Regions from separate parts of the Mus musculus genome. Here all the other regions are linked to region 3. Evidence: chromatin loops called from intact Hi-C (ENCODE). Cell type or tissue: heart. All regions are shown on one strand. Links, peaks and the distances in the headings refer to the core of each region. The heading gives the core; the rest is flanking DNA. Region 1 holds the start of Nmi (N-myc (and STAT) interactor). Region 2 holds the start of Rbm43 (RNA binding motif protein 43). Region 3 holds the start of Rif1 (replication timing regulatory factor 1).

What was found. A loop is a pair of places that touch in the nucleus more often than their neighbours do. Peaks named below come from ENCODE experiments on the same cell type or tissue, not always from the same donor. Only the 100,000 strongest peaks of a DNase experiment are listed, where the experiment ranks them.
Region 1: a loop joins it to region 3, with 4 times the contacts of the local background. A loop is called at or near these places in 15 of 42 quality-filtered maps.
Region 2: it touches region 3 in a loop (4-fold over the local background); 14 of 42 quality-filtered maps call a loop at or near these places.

What each region holds. Positions count from the first base shown.
Region 1 is chr2:51,969,234-51,977,145 of GRCm38, reverse strand. It overlaps Nmi (N-myc (and STAT) interactor), which reads left to right and starts at 3,938. Exons shown (of 9, transcript NM_001141949.1): 1 at 3,938-4,237; 2 at 4,519-4,558. In heart, for the core only: a CTCF peak has its summit at 6,592 (motif pointing left); DNase peaks (open chromatin) are centred at 4,225 and 4,795; H3K4me3 peaks cover 1,337 bases; H3K27ac peaks cover 1,389 bases.
Region 2 is chr2:51,930,558-51,938,469 of GRCm38, reverse strand. It overlaps Rbm43 (RNA binding motif protein 43), which reads left to right and starts at 3,307. Exons shown (of 5, transcript NM_001141981.2): 1 at 3,307-3,638; 2 at 5,947-6,070. The coding sequence starts at 6,068. It also overlaps the pseudogene Gm13495. In heart, for the core only: a CTCF peak has its summit at 3,608; a DNase peak (open chromatin) is centred at 3,569; H3K4me3 peaks cover 2,333 bases; H3K27ac peaks cover 1,333 bases.
Region 3 is chr2:52,070,032-52,075,031 of GRCm38, reverse strand. Rif1 (replication timing regulatory factor 1) reads right to left here and starts at 2,195. Exons shown (of 36, transcript NM_001355415.1): 1 at 2,166-2,195; 2 at 1,779-1,895; 3 at 707-785. The coding sequence starts at 1,882. In heart, for the core only: a CTCF peak has its summit at 2,055 (motif pointing right); a DNase peak (open chromatin) is centred at 2,201; H3K4me3 peaks cover 2,590 bases; H3K27ac peaks cover 1,663 bases.

The DNA of each region.
Region 1 (7,912 bases), core at 1,788-6,787, 100 kb after region 3:
CTGAAGACCTAAGTGCTACAAGATTCAGTGTTAGGGAGTGAAGATAAGTAATGCTTTTCCTGACTCACAGATGTTACTTTAAATGGTAAAAGGGGCCAAGAGTCTTTGGGGCCTGTTTTATAAGGGTGCTAATCTTTCTTATTCATATCGATTTCCTTAATTTAATCCTCTGCCAAGGACCACAACCTTAATAATGCCAACTTGAGGGGAGGGGTCAGAATTTTAACATGTGAATCTTAGGTTATACAGACAATCTGTCCATTGCACAGGCTTTGGAGATTTTTCTCTTGATTTTCTTGTCTCAGTTCACCAACTCTACTTCTGAGAACCAATATGCTCTTTACAACTTCCGTGATGGAAACTGCCCTGCCCTCCTCTCTGCCTTGTTTTCTACTCTTCCTGTTCTCTCAACTCTGTATAGCATACATTACACTTTGTAAAGGCCCCCCTCTGCTCCCCACTTCTCTGTAGTTATGGACTGTGTGGGGAGAGTTCATTCTATTTGGTGAGGGAGACAGAGGTGTTACAGAATATCCATCTATGTTTGTGAGATTTTCCTGTGATACCTAAGCTACAGATGTTGTATTCAGTGAGGACGAGGCAGACACTTTATATACATTATCTGGTGGAATGTGATAAGGAGTACTCAAATGCTCCAGCAGAAATTTCCCAAGGTTTTGGGGCTGGGGTTGTAGCTCAGTAGCAGAGAAATGGTTTGGAACATATAAAGACCTAGGTTTGCTCTCTAGTACTGCAAAAATAAATAAATAAATAAATAAATAAATAAATAAATAAATAAATAGTTATCTAAGATTTTAATACCTGTTTCTTGAAAAGAAATGTTTGACTATAGTAGTCTGCCAAATTCCAGGTTGAGTAAAGTAAAATTATTCTTATAATTATTCACTGTATCCCTGTATTAGTTACTGTATTCCCGGCTGGCCTAGAATTTGCTAACTAGACCAGGGTGTCCTCAAACTCACAGAGATCTGTTGGCTTCTGATTCTTGGGATTAATGGTGTGTACCACCATGTCCAGGCTAAAGTTAAAAAATTGTAACGTGTGCTTAATTTTCCCCTGCAGTACTCCTGAGACTCTCAGTAGGTTAGTGGACACTATAACTCTCTAAAAGGAAACCCAACATGTAGCATTCCCTAATCACATCTAAAGACATAGTTTATAAATGAGTTATATGTCTTAGGGTTTCATTTATGTGAAGAGACACCATGACCAAGGCAACTCTTATAAAGGACAACATTTAGTTGGGGCTGCCTTACGGTGTCAGAGGTTCAGTCCATTATCATCATGGTAGGAAGCATGGCAGTGTTCAGGCAGACATGGTGCTGGAAAAGGAGCAGTTGAGAGCTCTACATGTTGATCCAAAGGCAGCCAGAAAGAGAACGACTCTTCTTCACTGGGCAGAGCTTGATGAGCATTAGGAACCGTCAAAGCCTACCTACGCAGTGACACGCTTCCTCTGACAAGGCTACACCTCCTAATAGTAGCACTTCCCATGAGCCAAGCATATTCAAATCACCACAGCAGGTAAAAATGTTTGACGACTTAGATCCATCCCAGAGCCCAGATAAAAAAGCCAGATGCAGTGGCCCACTGATGTCTGTATTTCTTGTACTCCCACTTTTTGGTGGGAGGGAAAGATGGGAGGGGATCATCTAGAAGCTCCCGTGGCACCTGGCACCGTCCCCCTCGTCCCAACACTGACAAAAGCAAAGGATGGTTGTGTCTCAAAGTCTCCTCCCCACCCATCCCTTAGCTTCTCCTTAAGTCTACATCAGATTAGATCTTTGTGGTCATTCTTATGCCTCCTAGTATATATCTCCTTCCAAAACAAGGATAAGGACAGGATGAAAAATTTACTAAATAACTCATTTTTTGTCCAAAGACAAAAATTACAACTATTTTAGTTTAAAAACCAAGTTGACTTTTTGTGATTCTAGAATCAGAGTCTGACAAGTTGGGCAGATACTTGTTTCATAGATCAAAAAAGCAAGGGGGTGGCTGAAGAATGTACCCCCCAAAAACACCCAAGCATGCTGTTAAAAAACACATTTTTAGATTTATTTTTATTTAATGGGTTTGTGTTTTGTCTTCATGTATCTGCATCTCTAGTCTGCCCACAGAAGCCACAGAGGGCATTCATTTTCTGGAACAGAAGTGACAGCAGGCTGTGTGGAGCTGGGAATAGAACCTAGTGTCTCTGCAACAGAAACGAGTGCCTTTAATCACTAAGTGATCTCTCTAGCACCCCAAAGGCCGTTTTAAAGATCTTGTGTTGTAAAGGTTAAAGCTATTATTCTGCCGTGTAGAACTGGTTTGCTTAGGGACTTGGCTGTGACTTCTCAGCTGATTTCTCGGAACAATAACTTTCTTTTTGGCAACCTGGGATTTCAGCATAAGTGACTTCGCTTTTGCTCTGGAACTCAGTCCAAATCAATGACTTCTTATGAGTTTTAATTGACATATTCATGGTCCTGCTCAAATTCAGAAGAAAACCTAAGTAATACTCAGACCACTTCTTTCTTTCTTTTTTTAAAAATTTTTTTAATTAGGTATTTTCCTCATTTACATTTCCAATGCTATCCCAAAAGTCCCCCATACCCACCCCCCCCCACTCCCCTACCCACCCACTCCCCCCTCCTGGCCCTGGCGTTCCCCTGTACTGGGGCATATAAAGTTTGCAAGTCCAATGGGCCTCTCTTTCCAGTGATGGCCGACTAGGCCATCCTTTGATACATATGCAGCTAGAGACAAGAGCTCCGGGGTACTGCTTAGTTCATATTGTTGTTCCACCTATAGGGTTGTAGTTCCCTTTAGTTCCTTGGGTGCTTTCTCTAGTTCCTCCATTGGGGGCCCTGTGATCCATTCAATAGCTGACTGTGAGCATCCACTTCTGTGTTTGCTAGGCCCCCACTTGTTTCTTTTTTAAAATAAGTAATTTGTTTATTCACTTTATATCCCAACATCAACTCTTCCTCTCCTCCCAGTCCCACCCTCTCACATCTTCTCAGCCCTTCCCCATCTCCTTTCCGAAGGGGAAACCCACCCCTGTGTATTACGTCCGGATAGCCCCATTCCTTATCCAGTGCACCACTCACTGAGTGTTTGTTCTTTCTAATTGGGCTGACAACTCAAAAGAAACCCTTAACCTGTTTTAAAAGACAGGGTCTTACTATGTGGCTCTGGTGTCACTGAAAAGTAGGTCCTATCACTGCCTTCACCACCCCCACCCCCCTCCCCGTGTCCACATCCTACCCAGACAAGGTCTCTCTGTGTAGCCTTAGCTGTTCTGGAACTCTGGCCTTCAACCTTCAACTCACAGAGATCCTGCTACCAACTAGGGGCCCCATCACTTTTTTTTTTTTTTTTTTTTAAGACAGGGTTTCTCTGCATAGCCCTGGCTGTCCTGGAACTCACTCTTAAGACCAGGCTGGCCTCGAACTCAGAAATTCACCTGACTCTGCCTCCCAAGTGCTGAGATTAAAGGCGTGCGCCACCACTGCCCGGCTCCATCACTGTTCTTGATGGAAAGAATTTTGCTTCTGCCAAGTGCATCATTTTATTCCGAGCCGTTAGTTAGTATGCACAGATATAGAGCGCCACCATGTAGAAGGGAGGCCCTGATAGCTCTTTGCTGTCTTCCACAGCTCTGTGCTCATGTGCTGCCTAGCTGTGGAGTAACCAGTTCTTGATGTAGGATTAGGGAACACTGCCGTTCTTGACGGAAGCCAGCTATTTTTCTAGCAAAGGAAAAGTTCACATCTAGCGATGTGTTTGTTTACAAAATCTTCACAACAAAAACAAAGCTTAGAAGAAAACTTTCAAGGGTCATAAAATCCAACCCAGGAAGCAGCTTTCTCAGCTTCCTGGTTTATCTTGTGCTTGTGTCAAACTTTATAACCGTCTAAAAAGTTACAGAGAGAGGATTTGCATAGAGAGCTCTGGTTTCCATCCAGCTTTTCAACAGCGTGTTCCGCATAATGCACATAAATAAGCTTTTCTAAGCAGGTCTCGGAGTTACTGCCAATAATAAGAGACAGCAGCAATGGCGCCCTGGACGAAGTCCTCAGGGCATGGAGCAGAAGCATCCTGTTTCTAATAACCGAAAGTGAAAGTAAGGCCTGGGACTGAGCGCTGCTCGTCGCTGAAGCCAGGTTAGTGTTTTCGAGGTAGAGTTCAGTTCTAAGGCACCGGCTTCCGGGAGCTGCGCAGCGAGCGGGTGAGTGCTTGATCCATCCTCGGTCCGCCGCGTCCCTGCGGTCCCACCACCCGCGCTCAGGGATGCTCCACCCGGCGCGCGGTGGGCGGCGGCTTCCAGCGCCGCGACTCGGGGTCTGGGTCCCCAGTGCGCTGCCTGGAGACTCGCCCGCTCCAGGCGCTCCGGCCATGGGTTGCTTCCCTTCCTGGGAAAAGGAAACTTACAGTCATTGGGACTGGCTCCAGAAGGTTCTTAGAAAAATGGATTTCTCAGGAAGACTATTATTTGTATTTCTTTGGCAGGTGCTGAGTTCTGTAGTCCTGCCTCACTTTTTCAGAATATGTAAGTTGTTGTTGTTGTTGTTGTTGTTGTTGTTGTTGTTGTTGTTGTTGTTGTTTTTGGAAGGAGATGTTGAAAGGAGAATATTCAATGTAAGTTCTAGCGGGCACTGGTTTGGGTTAAGAGGACTCCTGCTCCAAAGGCACCCGAGCTACCTTGTGTGCCCCGAAGGAAACTTCCTGTGTCCTGTCCAGCCAGGAGAGAGGGAAAGCAGCAGGTTCCACTGGGCCAGAGAATGAAATCACCTCTCCTTTACTCCCCACAAAAAGCTCTTGAACATTCACCAATCAGTTATTCTGTTCCGGTCTCCCCGGCCCTGACTTGCAGAGAACTTAACTGTGAACCAATCAGTTCAGTTTCTGCATTTTCAGCTTTCTTCTCTGCCTATAAAGCAAACTTCTGCATAGCAGTGAAAACATTTGAGGCAACTGCTTTCTATTTACATTGTGCTGGCTTTGAACTCTTGATCCTCCTGTTACAGACCTGTGCCACTACACTCAGACAGACCACTTACTCGATTTATTCAATCAAGTGTGCCCTGATTGTAAAAGAAATTCAATTAGGATCTTTTAATTGTTAACATTGTATCCATCTTTTGACTTGTTTCTGGTCTATACAACATGGATACATTATAATTTCTTCCTTCCTTCCTTTCTTTTAATTTAATGTATATGAGTACTCTGTAGCTCTCTTCAGACACACCAGAAGAGGGTATCGGATCCCATTACAGGTGGTTGTGAACCACCATGTGGTTGCTGGGAATTGAACTCAGGACCTCTGGAAGAGCAGTCAGTGCTCTTAACCGCCGAGTCATCTCTCCAGCCCATTTTCTTCCTTCTTTATGCTGCCAGGAACTCTGTGTACCCGCCCCCCGCACCCCCCCCCCGATATAAGTATCCCTAGGAAAATGAGATGATTTTTTTTTAAGTTTACTGCCATAATAAATTACATGGCCTTGGTGGCTTATGCATACATGTGTGTGCATGTACACACTTTTCAATTTAAAAATACTTACTTTTAGTACTATTTTAAAATTAGATTGTGTGTGCCCGTGTGTGCCTGTGTGTGCCTGTGTGTATCCGTGTGTGCCCGTGTGTGTCTGTGTGTGTCTGTGTGTCAGTTGTAGGCATCTGCGGCTCTCCCTGGATAAAGTAAAAGGGCTAGCAGAGCTGTCTTCTGTTCTGGGAGCTCTCTCGGGATGAACTCATTCCGTCTCCATTTCCAAAGTTAGGACCAGCATTGCTTCTCTGATCATGTTTCTGTGTTCAGTCTAACTCTGGTGTTATCCCCTTCTTACTCTAGAGGGCCTTCTGGATCATGTTAAGTTTTCACACACAATGCAGGATGATCTGCATATTGTGTGTGTGTGTGTGTGTGTGTGTGTGCACTCGCGCAGGCTAGCACGTGCATATGTGTACATACCTGAGCATGCACCTGTGGAGGCCAGAGGTGGAAGGCTGGATATTGTCTTCTCTTTTGCTCCACCTTAATTTCTGAGTCAGGCTCTCTCAATGGACCTGGACTTTGGCTAGACTGAGAGTGACTTTCAGGACACCTTCGAACCTTGCCCAGGATGGGAAGTACCAGTGCTTACCCAGCAAGCTCTTTACCCTGGAGCCATCTCTCCAGGTTCCACCTCTGTATTTTACAATCAGCATCCTGAATTCAGTTTGCAGCCTTAAATCTTCTCTGCAGTGTAATCTAATGTTTTCACAAGTTCTTGGGACTAGAACATGGATGTCTTTGAAGGTGTCATTTTTCTGCTTACTATAAGATTGCTTGAAAGGGAAGAATTACCACATATTCCACACAGTGTGAAAGGGAAAATATTTAGATGAGAAATATGATGAACACATTCTGGGGGCGCTATGTAATAGACCACTTACAGCAAGAGATTTTAAGAATATTGGTGTTTTGGGCTGGAGAGATGGCACAGAGGTAAGAGCACTGACTGCTCTTCCAGAGGTCCTGAGTTCAGTTCCCAGCAACCACATGGCGGCTCATAACCATCTGTAATGGGATCCGATGCCCTCTTCTGGTGAGTCTGAAGACAGTGACAGTGTACTCATATATAAAAATATATCAAAATAAATAAATGAATCTTAAAAAAAAACAAAATGAATCTAAAAAATGTTTAAAAGAAGAATATTGGTGTTTTAATAACAATATTTAAAAACAATTATAAATGTTATAATTTCTTTCTTAAGAAATGTAATAAGAGGAATTAATATCTATATGAACATGAATATATTTTCCTGGGAAGAAAAAATATCCAATATAAAATGCACAGTGTAACGTGCACAGTTCTTGGTTGCATAGGTTCCTGTCATAAATGTGAGCAGGCGTGCCTGCCTGTAATCCCAGTCTTTAGAAATTTGTTGATTATTCAAAGAAAATGACACATGTAATCAAAGTGCCTTGTAAGCAATAAAGAAGAACTAATGTCCTCTGGGAAGGTCAGAAAAAGCTTTAGGAACTTTCTGGAGGTTTGCTATGATCCTTGAAGAACCAAAGGATTTCATTTGGTGGAGGTTGAGGCAGCGAAGGACCCTTGAACAGATCTTTGTGAGTTAAGGATCTGCTTAATTAAGGCTGAGGGTTCAGTTGTGGTTAGACTGTTAGATCTTAGATGCATGCATATGTTTATGTAATTTTAAAGAATGCATCTAAAATTATCTTACATTTATAGAAAAGTTGCATGTCATATAAAATGATATTTCTCTCTGGATTATTTGAGAGTAGATTTTCAAGCTAATGAGCTTGATCCAGCAATACTTCAGTGTATAGTTCTTACTAAAAGGGTGTTGGGTGGAAGTTCCTGTTTGAGTATATCACAGTCTGAAAAAAATCAAGAAATTAATTTGTGATATTCACTAACATCTAATCATTTTACCATTTGTCCCAATATGAGCTTCATAGATTACAATAATTGTGTTTCTGTAGTTTCCTTTAACCTGGAAATTTTCCCATCTTTCTTGAAAAAAAATTCACTTAAATAAAAAAATCAAAACAGACAAATTATAGCCTAGACAGCGTCTGACTCTAAGTTTGTCTGCGACCTCTTCCTGATTTTGTTCAGACTGTGCATACTTGGTCACGGCGTCTCGTCAGCTTAGTCCAGCCTATCAGGGGCCATTTAGCCTATTATTTATTTTGAGGATCTAATTTTGATCCCTTATGCTGGGTTTCCTGCACTGTGAAATTACTCTTGTTTAAAATTTATTTTGAATTAGTTTTCAGTTCACATACAAAGAAAGGGTTTGCTCTATGGCATTTTCACATGTGTGCTACTGCTCTCTCGCTGCTTTGGCTGGCCTCCTGTGTCCCTCTTGTTGAGTCCCTCTTCTCCAAATACTC
Region 2 (7,912 bases), core at 1,172-6,171, 140 kb after region 3:
CAGACCCTCTTTTGTTGTTGAGAAAATGACATTCTTGTAGAGACCAAAGACCAAAGCACACAAATCTGCCCAGGGATGGATTGTGGGTGATGTTCTCAATGTGGATATTGTAGAAAAAGGAGAGAGGGGTGCTACTAAGCTGAGAGACACCACTGTGTCTTGGTAGTTGAGGCCCTGAAGAACTCGCAGAATCTGAAAACTCCAATCTCTCTAAAGACAATGATGTCCACTTGTATGTTGGCAGGATGTCCTTTAACAGAGAAGGCAGGAAGCCCAAGACCAAAGCCCCTAAGAGTTGGCGTCTTGTTACGCCACATGACCTACCACACAAAAGTTCATGAAGCTCTGAAGAAACAGGGCAGCAAAAACAAAGAGCAGGCTGCAGACTACACTAAACTTTTGTCTGCAAATGAAGGAAGCTGAGGACTTCTACTTAAGTGTCGAGTCCACTCAAAAATAACTCTTAAAGGGTAATAAATAAATAAATAAATAAATAAATAATCAGACTTGGAAAAAAGAAAATTTCCCTTTTTCTATTCCCAAGTATGTTAGGGAGAGGGGAAACTTCTTACAGTGTCATCTTGTGATTCTTTTTTTTTTTTTTGCCAACATGAATGCAGTTTATGAAAATGTCAAACATTGTTTCAATATTTTAAAACTTTAGAAAGGGTCTTTATGATCGTATATTAAGTTTAGTTTTGCCAATTTGTATTGTGGATTGCTCTGGTGCTGCTTGTATTTTGATGCTAATTCTGCTTCCCCAAGAGGGGCTGCCTGGGACAAGGAGTGAATCAAATACTCAGGTAACGTTTTGTGAGCTTTCTGCCCATTTTAACTTGCAAAATAAAGGCTAGAGCAGGTGATTGGCAGTGGAAGGGAAGGTGGAGCTAAAAAGTTTTAGGGAGAAGGAGGAGAGGGAGAGAAGAGAGGATGATGGAGGAGGAGGAGTTGGAAGGAAAATGGAGCAAAAGCAGGAGGTTTAGGGAACCCACAAGTTATAAGGGATCTCACAGCTGGAGAATAGAGTAGTGCAGTGGGAGATCTGCCCAACCTAGGCCTGCAGCTTATATTCATACTAATTGAGTTGTGTTTTCTTTGCACGGGGTTATTTGGGTTGGGAATTTACCACGACACATTTGACACAATGTAGCTAGAATCGCCTAGAAAACGTTTCAGTGAGGGATTGTCTAGGCTACTGCATCTCTGTGGTTATAATAGTGGTGGCGCTGTTCTCTGAGCAAGGGATCCTGGGTCGCATAAGTTGCATAAGAGAGGAGGAATCAAGCTAAGCAGTTGTTAGTCCATTGCTTTCTGCTCCTGTCTGTGGGTGTGGTGCCATTGGTTGTCTCAAGTTCCTGCCATCCTGCAGATGAAACTGTGAGCCAGGAGAAACCCTTTCTCCATTAACCTGATTATGTCCAGGGATTTGATTGCAGCAAAAGGAAAGGAAGACACCATGCTGTATCAAGAACATAAATGTGGGGGTGTAAGCAAGCTGATAGAGTAGGAAGCAGGGAGTCAGGAGGATAGTGCTGGCCTCTCGTGCACAGGCACTGGCTTCAATCCAAAACATAGGGGAAAAAAGTGTTCTTTCTGTTTGCTCTCATTACACTTTATTAGACATTCAAATTGGCATAGTGGGGATGTGTCAGCATGGTGGCATCAGCTTGAAATCCTAGCACTTTGAAGGCCGAGACAGGAAGATCTGGAGATAAACTATAAATTGAGGAACTATATAATTACATGGAGAGGAGACCTATCTCATTCTGTCCTAAAATCTTCATAGCTGTGAAGTACCATCAAGTATGTAAGTAGGTCCTTTCATTGGTGAGCTGAGTGGACTCCTCACTACAAGCAGCATATATTCATTTCTGTCCGGCCTCTTGGGGTCACTCATGCACTAGTGTTGGAAGGGAACTTCCAAGAGTAGAGCTGCTAAGTTTGAGGATAATTGCACATTTACACGCTTGCATGTCTTTGTATTTTGATAATGCTAGAACAGGAAGACCTTTACCTTAGTCACGGTAAAGGTCACGGCTACCAATCCTACTGAAAAGAAGAAGAGCATCAGAACAGCATACTAATTTTATTAATAGCTTATCACCATTGAATGTGACACAGAGGTCATCCGAGAGAAACAGCCAGAGGCCCGAAAAATACAGTTTTTATGCTCAAGGTAGATAAAGATTGGACAGCTTTGGGAACTGTGACTGGACAGAAGTTCGCTTTCTTGTTCTGGTTTGCTCTCTATTGCTGGATAAACTCCATGACCCAAAGCACCCTGGGAAGGTCAAGGTCTATTTTGGTTTATAGGTTACAGCAGCGCAAGCCAGGAACCTGAAGCAGGAGCCTGGCGGAACTGCTGCTGACCACTTCCTGTCTGCTCACTTTCACCTGCCTAAGGATGGTACCGCCCACAGGAGGCTCACCTCTTCTGCATAAATTAGCAATCAAGAAAATGCCACACTCCAATAGCGGCAGTACACCCCTTTAATTCTAGCCAAGGCAGGCAGATATCCCTGTGTTCGAGGCTAACCTGGTATACAGAGCAAGTTCCAGGACAGCCAGAGTTACACAGAGAAATCCTATCTCGAAAAACCAAAAAATGAAAAAAGGACAGAAAATGCCACAGACATGCCTACAGTACAGAGGTAGTTTCTCAGTTGAAGGTCCTCTTCCCAAATTAATCAAGTTGACAGTCAAGATTAGCCATCCCAGCCTGTCTGGATTCATCTTTGCTCTGTGCAGCATTCCTTAATGCGGGAATGGGACTTCCCTCAGAGAGAGGGGAGTATGTTTCATAGCTTGTTTGGGACGAGAGGTGTCTATTTTATATGACCCAACGTTGGGGAAGAAGAATCCTGTTTTCTGTGACTGGCTTAGGGTCAACAAAAATGCAGGAGAGAGTCAGGAAGGGGTCAGAGGGACTTGGCTTCAGGAATAGGGCAAGCTAAAGTGCTTATGTGGGGAGCTGTATTCTGAGTCCCTGAGAGATGTCCAAATCTTTAGAAATGTTTGCATCTAAACTGGTTTGTGGGATCTGCTAATTTGAGCACACCGGTTGAAAATTGGTATCTCCCAATTTCAGTTTCTATTTCTTTACAAGGGAGTTCGTGCTCTGCTTTTGCCTTTATATTTCTTTGATTTTACTGGGCTAGATTTCTTGTGTCCCAGGCTCCAGGGCCATTCGGCCAAGTGATTGAGTTTTGTGGGCAGCAGGGTACCTTCTTCATGTGCTCTGCGTTCCACCGGTGATGAGCCTGGGCGGACCCTGCTGGCGGGAAGGAAGTGTCGGGGATCGGGTTTGAGAATGCGCTGGAGAGACGGGGCAAAGCCTAGGAATGAGTTTGGAGAGAAGCCCAGATGCCCCTGGGGCATCTTGCACAGGTACCTCAAAGGCGCCAAGGGACCGACCCAGCCGGGCTCCGCCCTTCCAAACTGAGTCTCCAAGGAAACGGAACTGGAAAGCGAAAGCGGAACCCGTTCACCTCCAGTTTAGCGCTCCCGCTGCTCGAACATCTCCGAGGCCTGGCAAGTCGCTTTTCCCCGGGTTGCAGTGCAGGAAGGCGCGCCGAGGGTCCCGGAGCACGTGTCCTGCGCGGTCGCGCGCCCCGAAGTGGCCGTCACGGGCGCAGCAGGTCTGGCTCCCACGCGTGGGGATACGGCCTCTTTTCTCACCCGCCCCTGCTCAATAGGCAGGGACTCACGGGTTTTGTCCGGAAGGTGGTTTGGGCGGGACTGCGGTTAGGAGTGGGGGCGAGGACAGTGACCCAGAAATGGAGGCTAACTACTGGAAGGAGCCAGTAAGAAGTGTCTGAGCTGAAGGCACTGGCTTGCTGTCCCTCTCTCCGTCAGAGCTAGGCCTTTGACCAGGGACCCGGGGTTTTGCCTAGATGACTGTGTTTTGGAGCTGTTACAGTGAGTGCGTGAGTTTCTATATATATTTTACCTGATTTTGTGTGTGTGTGTGTGTGTGTGTGTGTGTGTGTGTGTGTGTGTGTGTGTGTGTGTGTGTGTTTTACTTGGTGAGAGTCAAGGTATAGTGCATGAAAATAAACTATTGAGAAAACAAATAGAAAACAAAACAGCAAATGAAATATTTCTTCTTAGTGCCACACTTAAGAAGAAAGTGTTACTTTACACCACTGTCAGTCTGTCTGTCTGTCTCCCTCTCTCTCCCTCTTTTTCTCCTTCCTTCCTTCCTTTCTGACATCAAGGCCAGAGCTTCTTAAAGCAGAGCATGGAAACTGTAAAATGGCACCACACCTCTGCTGAAATTCCCGTATTTCATAGTCTTTGAGTGGATTGTTTTTCTTCTTCACTGTGCACAGAGGAAGACAGGTCATTCTCTGCTTATAACGGGTCTCAGGAGAAGGCATGTAGCCACATGTCCTCAGACTTAAGTGAGTTAGTGAAGAAAGGATGTGCAGGACGTTGACGAGACCACGGAATGAAGTGAGGTCTTGCAGAACAAGGTGATTCTAAAGATAACGTGTGCGTAGACACTTGAATTAAGAAACGCATTAGTGCTGATGAGGTGTGGAGCTCTCCTGAGCTTAAATGGATATTTGTCTTTGATATTGATGAATGGCTGGAAGGTCTGTAGTTCATGAGCCACTTACCAAGGAGGCTGGCGTGGGCTGTCAGGGAACTGTGCTGCAGAGATAAAAGCCAGGAAGTCACACAGGCTGGAAGTCTGAAAAGTTCCTCTTGTAAGGGAAATTGCATTAAGTGTCTGAGGACTAGACTGAGGTATATTTTCATCTTTTCACTATACCATCTAGAAGACAAATAGTTTACTTCCATTAAAGTGTCTTTTTTGTCATATACCCAGTAAGTTTTAACTTTTTACAGTTTTGAGAATTTTATCTTCAGGAGGTCTCCCTTTGCCTTGTATTCGACCAACATGAGCCATGCCCCCCCCCCCTCCCCACATCCCTGCCCCAGCTTTGTGTGCTGAAAACAACTTCCCCCTGTTCCTCTCCCCTCCCTCCTCCCCCCTCCCCGCCCCTCCTCCTCCCTCCCCCTCTTTTTGGTTTGGTTGTCCAAGACGGTGTTTCTCTATGTAGCCTTGGCTGTCGTGGAACTAGCTTTATAGAGCATTGTGACCTCACACTCATGGAGATCCACCTGCCTCTGCCTCCCAGTGCTGGGATCTAAGGTGTGCACTGCCACTGCTCAGCCTGAAAACTTCTTTTTTCTTGATATTTTGTTGTCTCAACTCCAGTTCTGCCCCAGCCTTCAAGGCCTCTCATTCACAGAGCCTTTCGTGCTTTAGCCAGAATTAATCTTGCTTCTTAATCCTGGATGGCCTTTACTGTAGTCTTACAGGATTTTATTGTGGGTGGTATGTGTTCGAAATGAGATGCTCTGTTTCCTTCTGTAGAGCAATATGGTTTTTATGCAAACCGAGCTCCTCTGAAATGACGTAAGTGACCTTCTTATCCTTGAGCTAGAAGTCCCCACTGGATGAATTGTCAAGCCCCTTGAATGCTGCAGGGCAGAAAGACAACACCGCACATTTTTATTCGTTAAATTAATTTTATCGTATTTTATGTGTGTGTTTTGCCTCCATGTATGTATGTACATCACATGCGTGCCTGGTGTCTTCAAAAGCCAGAAGAGGGTGTCAGACTCCCTTGAACTGGAGTTACAGGCTGTTGTGAGCCACCAGGTTGGTGTAGGGAATGGAACCCAGGTTCTCTGTAGGAGTAGCAAGGCCTCTTAACCCCTGAGCCATTTTCCCAGCTCTGTACAGTACATGTTTTGAAGAGGACAGAATTTCAGGGCAACAGATTTCTTTCTGCTTGCCACTTGTGCCCAATGTGTTGTCGGATGTGGAATGTTTTGTTCAATGAATACAGTTTTTGTAATGCCTTAAGTGATAGGATGTGTGTGTTGAGAATGTCATACATACATAAGTAAACTTAAAAATGACCTCATTAGATAGGATCTGTGTGCCATCTCATCGTCTTGACTCAGCAACCGGGTGAAAGGCAGAGATTCTGAGACCGTGCATCTTCTGGACCATCACCACCACTGGCTTAGTCATTTTCTGAATCCCGCTATGGTAAGTGAGGAGGAATGACTGCTTTCTTCCATTTTCAACTTTGGGAGCTGTGCTGTAATCTTGCTTAAGTTTTTCTTCAGGTTGTTTTTGTACCTTCTATAACGTACTTAACCTGTGTATCAGGTTACATAATTGTCTGTAATGTAACTGTGTCATTATCCCTTTAATTTCTATTAACACTGGCTTTAATCCTACATTGACCGCATTGAGTATTTTCATTTTCTTTGTAGCCACTTTGAGTTTTTGTGAAGACTTGGCACGTTTAGTCTAAAAGTTAAAATTCAACAGTGGTGCATCCTAAGGAGCATATACGTTTCCAGCAGGGTCTAATTGCTAATTGCTGGCTAAAGATGTTTCCCCCCTTTTGGACTTAAGTCATGTGTAATTTTTCTTTGTCACATAAAGGGAAATATTTCTAGTGATGCTTAAAGGTATCTTTTCTGTTTGTGCTTTCCCCCTTTACTTAAGATTTAGTGCACTCTAGCGGGGCGTGGTGGCACACGCCTTTAATCCCAGCACTCGGGAGGCAGAGGCAGGCAGATTTCTGAGTTCGAGGCCAGCCTGGTCTACAAAGTGAGTTCCAGGATAGCCAGGGCTACACAGAAAAACCCTGTCTCGAAAAACCAAAAGAGAAAAAAAAAAAAAGAAAGAAAAGATTTTGTTCACTCATGATCTTTAGGCTGGGGTCTCTTCATATGCCAGAAAAGAATCAGCAGTGCTCATGCGTGCCCAGGCTAACTAGAGTCTCCAGAGAGTTTATGTATGTATGTATGTATGTATGTATGTATGTATGTATGTATGTATGTATGTATCTTAAGAAAAAAGATCCTTACTTTCCACTGAGGTCTGAATCAGCGTCTGACACTATGGCGCTTGTGTGCTCAAGCCCGTGTGTGCGTCTAAGCTGGGGCTAGACTGTGCTCAGAGCAAACTGGAGAGATTATTTTACTGGTAGCCATCCATGACCTGTTGTGCGTGTTCCTCTTTTTCACGCCCAAGGTTCTGCTGTTCAGACTGTCTCCTTTACCCCACAATTCCCCTTTCCTTATTCTACAGTTGTTTCTTCTGTCTCATCCTTACATACATCTGTGTATATTTTTGTCTCCCTGAAAACGGTTGAAGTCTGTCCCAGTGAACTGATTTTAATCTTTTACTTTCATTTTTAAGGCTGTCAGGGTGAAAGGAACACTGTGTGTGTTTACATAGACACACTTCATTTGCTGTCCTTCTGGGACGCTAGAAGTAGGCTTCTTTCTCAGACAGATCTTATTTGAAGTAGTCCTTGCATTGAGAGCCCAAAGCTCCTTTGCGGTTTGTTAACCATCAGTCCAGCTCGGGAGGTGCAGTCCTTCCTCAGCTAGTTAAGATGGATTATGTCTGAATTTCGCTGCAATTGGTCCTGACTAACTGCACACATCTTGGGTGAGGCTGAGGCTGTGTGGATTCACATTCCTGAGGTGGGAGACAAATGAAGGTGTTAAGTAGAAGTGGATTTAAATGAAGGATCTTCACTGTGTACTCCACAGTGAGAGAGCATGTCCCTCTGTGATTCACTGTTTCTTCAGATCCCTGGTGGAAAGTGGGGGTTAGTTTATGCAGCCACCACATTATTACAAGACTTCCCATTGATTCTGACCATAAGAGGAGCACCTTTCTCACTGGCTTATTGTGAGTGCCGGACTCTCCAGCAAGAAAGACGCCACAACAGGATCCTTCTGCACACGTTTATTGGGAGAGCTTGATTGCAGAGGCGAAAAGACCCCGAGCCCCAGAACTGGCGCTGCTTATATAGGCCTAGGAGGGGCGTGTCCACACCCGATTGGTTAAGCTTTCAGTGCCTCA
Region 3 (5,000 bases), core at 1-5,000:
TGTTCCAAAAAGCAAAATTAGCAAAAATTAATGTAAATAAAAATAAATAACACGTACTGTGGGGTATGTCAGTGCCAGCCTATAATCCCAATTGGAAGGCAGAGACAGGATTGTCACCTAGCTAAGCTACCTGGTTCCCAAACTGGAAAAAATCCCTCTGCCCCAAACAAACAAACAAACAAAAAAGCATGAATATGAATACTGTCTATCGAAAGGGAAGACTAAGATAGTTGCCATTTTAGGACAAATTACTCAGACCTTCCAAAACACAGATCTTATTGTTTTAATAAGACATAAGCTTTGAACTGACAACCCTAGACACTTTAGACTTTAGGCAAATGAACCGATTTCCTAACCTGCAAAGTGGGGCTTTAAAGAGCAGACTTGGTCTATGGATGTAGCTTAGTGGTACATACATGAACTGAAGTGAGAGGACACATAAGGTAACTGAGAGCACCTGATGAACCATATATAATCACTTGAGATAATAATCTCATCAATATAACTGATGATATTTTGTATTCAGGGCATTAACAATGCACTGGATAATGATGCTCCATCCACAGTGAAAAACCATTTTATCAGAAAGCTAGTCAGAGTTGCTCCTGGAATCCCAGATTTGGAAGGCTAAGAAAAGATTTCAAAGGGCTCAGTCTAGTGGGTTCAGACTGAGGCAGTGCGAAGTCATTAAGAAAGGAACACAGACCTTTAAAACCGTGTACAGCCGAGAAAGGTTTTTCTCGATTTCTGCAATGACTTCTTTTCCTTCTTCTCCAGTCATACGACTTTAAAGGAAATAGAACATAAGCTTAGTCGAAAGCATAAACAAACAAACAAAAAGTTATTGCCATCACTTTAAGGATTACTTTCAGGGCTGGAGAGATGATCCAGGGTAAGAACACAGAGAGGCTCTGGCAGAAGACTGGTGTTCAATCCCAGCACCCCTATCGTGGCTCACAACCACCTGTAACTCCAGTTCCAGAGCCATCCAACACCTGGAGCCGCAGGCACTCTAACTCGTAACTGGCTTTTTGTTTTAAGTTTTTAAAGACGACTTTCAAGCCCTTGGAATTAACCTCTTTCTTTAAAAAGTTTAAAGGTATAGAGAAAAAATGTTTTAAGTTAGACCACATATAAGCGGTAACTTGCCTCAAAGCTTTTTGGCCTCGAAAACGTATTTTTTCTTTTCTTTTTTTGTAATTTTTACATGAGAAAAGAAAGTGGGAATCCCTTTCCCTAATCATGTTTTCTAACTCAGAAAATACGAAAGTTTAACAAAATTCAGAAATTTTTCTAAAGCCTTTCAAATAAGTCAAAACGGGGTTCCTGGCTCTGCTTTTTTTTTTTTTTTTTTTAAGCCAATTCTGGGGCCGGTTTGCTGACTCGCGCACCTGTAATCTCAACCACTCCGGCAGAACCACAAGTTCGAGGCCGGGGTCGGGGGATGAGCACTGGAGCGAGCCTGAGCCAAAGACCCTAACTAAACCCACTAACTCCGGATCGCCAACTTTCCCACGGCGTCCGAGGTTCGCAGGGCAAAGCCCTGCTCTCCAAACGCCTCTCGACTCCAAACTTTTCTTTAAAGGCTTTCCCGTCTGCGGGCCAGACAAAAAAATACAGAACCGCTCGTCCCCGAAGAAGCCCTCGGACGCCGCCGCTGCGCCCCGCAACGTCACTCGGCAGGCAATGGCCCGGTGCACCCCGAACTACCCGCGTCCGCCGGGTCCCCACGGCTGCCCCGGCTCCCGCCCCGGGCTCGTCCCCCCGGCCCGCCTCACCTGGTCAGAGTTAGGTAGGCGTCCGTCTGCTCTCCCGGAGGCACCGAGGGGTCTTCCCAAGTCTCCAGAAGCGGCTCCAGGGGGCTGCGACCTGGGGCCGTCATGTCGGCCGCCACCCTGCAGCGAGGCCGGAAGACACCCAGTAACCGGTGGCACGGCCCGCGCGGCGCCCTCACCTGCACGCCGGGCCGCGCGCTCGCAGGCCGGCCTCCCGCCTGCCCGGCTCCCGCCGCCGCTTCCCAGGCAGCACGGCCGCGAGGGGGCAGAGGCGGCGCCGGCCGGGCCGAGCCGAGCCTCCCGCTCCTCACCCCCCACGCGGGAAGTCCGCTCCGCAGCTCGCCGCCCCGGGGCCCGCCGTCCGCTCCCGGCTCGCGCTTATTTACTCACGCGTGCAGCCCGCTCCTCCACGACCAAGATGGCGGCGGGGGGCGGGCCCAGCGGCGCGCGGGAGCCGGGCAGGCCTGGCGGGAGAGGCTCGAGCCAATCCAACGGGCGGTGGCGCGCCGGGCTGCTCGATGGCCTGCTGCCCGCCCCCGCCCCCGCCCCCGCCCCCGGAGCACCTCGGGGGGTGTGTATCGCCTCCAGCCCGGGGCTAGAGATGGGTGATGTAAATTAGTGCCCCACTCCACCTGACTCCAGCTACTTGCTCAGCCGACCAAGTTTGCAAAACTCCAGTGCTTCCCAAAGGAGCCCACAAAACCATTTGATTGAGAGTGAATGGCAGGCTGTTGGGCTTGTTTTGTTGTTGTTTGCTGCTGCTGCTGTTGTTGGGTTTTTGTTTTCTAGAGGTCCACTTGCTAAACCTAGCTCTCTGCCTCTAAGCCCCAGCCCAATGAGTAAGTCGGAGGTGCCTCAAAAGCCACGCATTCAAGCTTTGGTCTGTGACCTTAGGAAATTGACTTCATCTCAGCTTCTGAGAGTGGGGACTAGTGGCAGCACATTTCTTAGCGGGGGGGAGGGGGGGAGTGTTGCTAAAGGAGACCCATGGCGTGCATAACAAAGGCCTGGAAATGGGCGGTATTGATTTGCAGATTTCAAAATACCGCCCTTCAGCCTTGAGATTCCTCAGAGGCAACTGCCTAGAATTGGTTTACTTCCATTGGACCCCAGGTGTAGAGGGGTGACGGTGGCCCTGGGATACACAGGTGCGGCAGAAACGACAGTAAACCCTTAAACAACGTGGTAATCATTGAAATCGTTTCACGTGCCTCTCAGCACTCTCCACAACCCGCAAGATTGTTTCAACTTTAAGCACAGAAGGTCAGGGAAGCAGGACCTAGTGGCCCACGCCTTTACTCCCAACACTTAAACTGGCTAGGCAGACAGATAAAAGAGTTCCAGGACAATCAGAGCTACATAATGAAACCCTGTCTTTAAAAAAAAAAAAAAAAAAAAAAAGTAAAAATAACAACAAAGAATAATAGGGCCACCCAGAGCCAGGCTCTACTAGCGAATTTGCCTGGCACACTGAAGCCCTAGGTTCCAACCTCCAGTCTGCCGCTTGTTCTCAACAACCCACCAGCACCTAACTTTTCCCTGTGAGAAGCCCATATTTTAAATCCCCCTTTTCAAGAATTATGGGTCAGTTAAGCCCGGTAGTACACACCTGTTTCCCGGCACTCAGAAGGCTGAGGTAGAAGACAGCTCCGGTTCCAGCTCTCACTGACTTACAAAGCAGGCCCGTCACAAAAGTCAAAGCAAATATTGACAAGCCTTCAGCTTCATTCAGTGGGAGTGGGGAAATCCGTGGAATCTTTCCGTCCTTTACCCCACCACCACCCACATTCCTTCCATTGAGATTTAAATTCTCCTGACCCCGGGTGCTCAAACACAGAGATCCTCCAACCTCCCGCGTCTGGGGATTAAAGGTGTGCACCACCACACCCAGCTCTAGATCTCCTAAAATGACTTAAGTTTCTGCTGGTTGGTCCAAGGTACTGGGAGCAACAAGTGTTGCTTTTGTAAAATCGTTGAGCTCCACATGCAATTTTACTAGGCTAATGAGTTCTCTGCTCTTTGGTGTTTTCTATCTCATAGAAAAGGGTGAAAGATTAGAATCAAAACAAATTCCCTTACCCACACAGACTACCTGCAAAATTTCTAGAAAATTTAATCAACACAAATCTGTAATCCCAACACAAGTCTGAGGCAGTAGGATTGATGTGAGTTCCAGGACAACCTGGGCTACATAATGAGAACCAGGCCAGTCAGAGCTACATAGCCAGACTTTTTTTTTTCCCTCTTCAAAACGAGGCAGATGTGGTGCTGCATGCCTTTCATCCCAGCACTTAGAAGGAAGAAGCAGGAGGATCTCTGACTCTGAGATTAAAGCCAGCCTGATATACATAGGAAGTTTCCAGAGACTCAGAACTACATAGAAAGACTAATTTAAAAAATAAACAGGCAGCCGGGCGTGGTGGCGTACGCTTTTAATCCCAGCACTTGGGAGGCTGAAGCAGGCAGATTTCTAAATTCGAGGCCAGCCTGGTCTACAAAGTGAGTTCCAGGACAGCCAGGGCTATACAGAGAAACCCTGTCTCGAACAACCAAAAATAAATAAATAAGCAGGCTTGGTGTTACACACCTTTAGTCCCAGCACTCTGGAGGGAGAAACAGGCAGTTCTGCATGAGTTCAAGGTCAGCAGAGTCTACTGACTGAGTTCCAGGACAGCCAGGACTACACAAACCCTGGCTTGAAAAACCAATAAAATGTTTTAAAAAATTATATATACACATAAAATTAAATATTAATAAAATTTAACATATATCAGGAAGAGTCAGAGCCAGGCATAGTGGAGTTCCATGCCTAGAATCTCAGCACTTGGGAGAAAGATCAAGAATCCATCCTCCAGCCGGGCGTGGTGGCGCACACCTTTAATCCCAGCACTTGGTAGGCAGAGGCAGGTGGATTTCTGAGTTCGAGGCCAGCCTGGTCTACAAAGTGAGTTCCAGTACAGCCAGAGCTATACAGAGAAACCCTGTCTCGAAAAACAAACAAACAAACAAACAAACAAAAAAGAATCCATCCTCTAGGGCTGGACAGATGGCTCAGGTGTTAAGAGCACTGATTGCTCTTCCAGAGGTCCTGAGTTCAATTCCCAGCAACCACATGGTGGCTCACAACCACCTGTAAAGAGATCCATGCCCTCTTCAGGTGTGTCTGAAAGACAGCTATAGTATACTCATATACATAAATAATTTTAAAAAAAAGAATTCATCTTC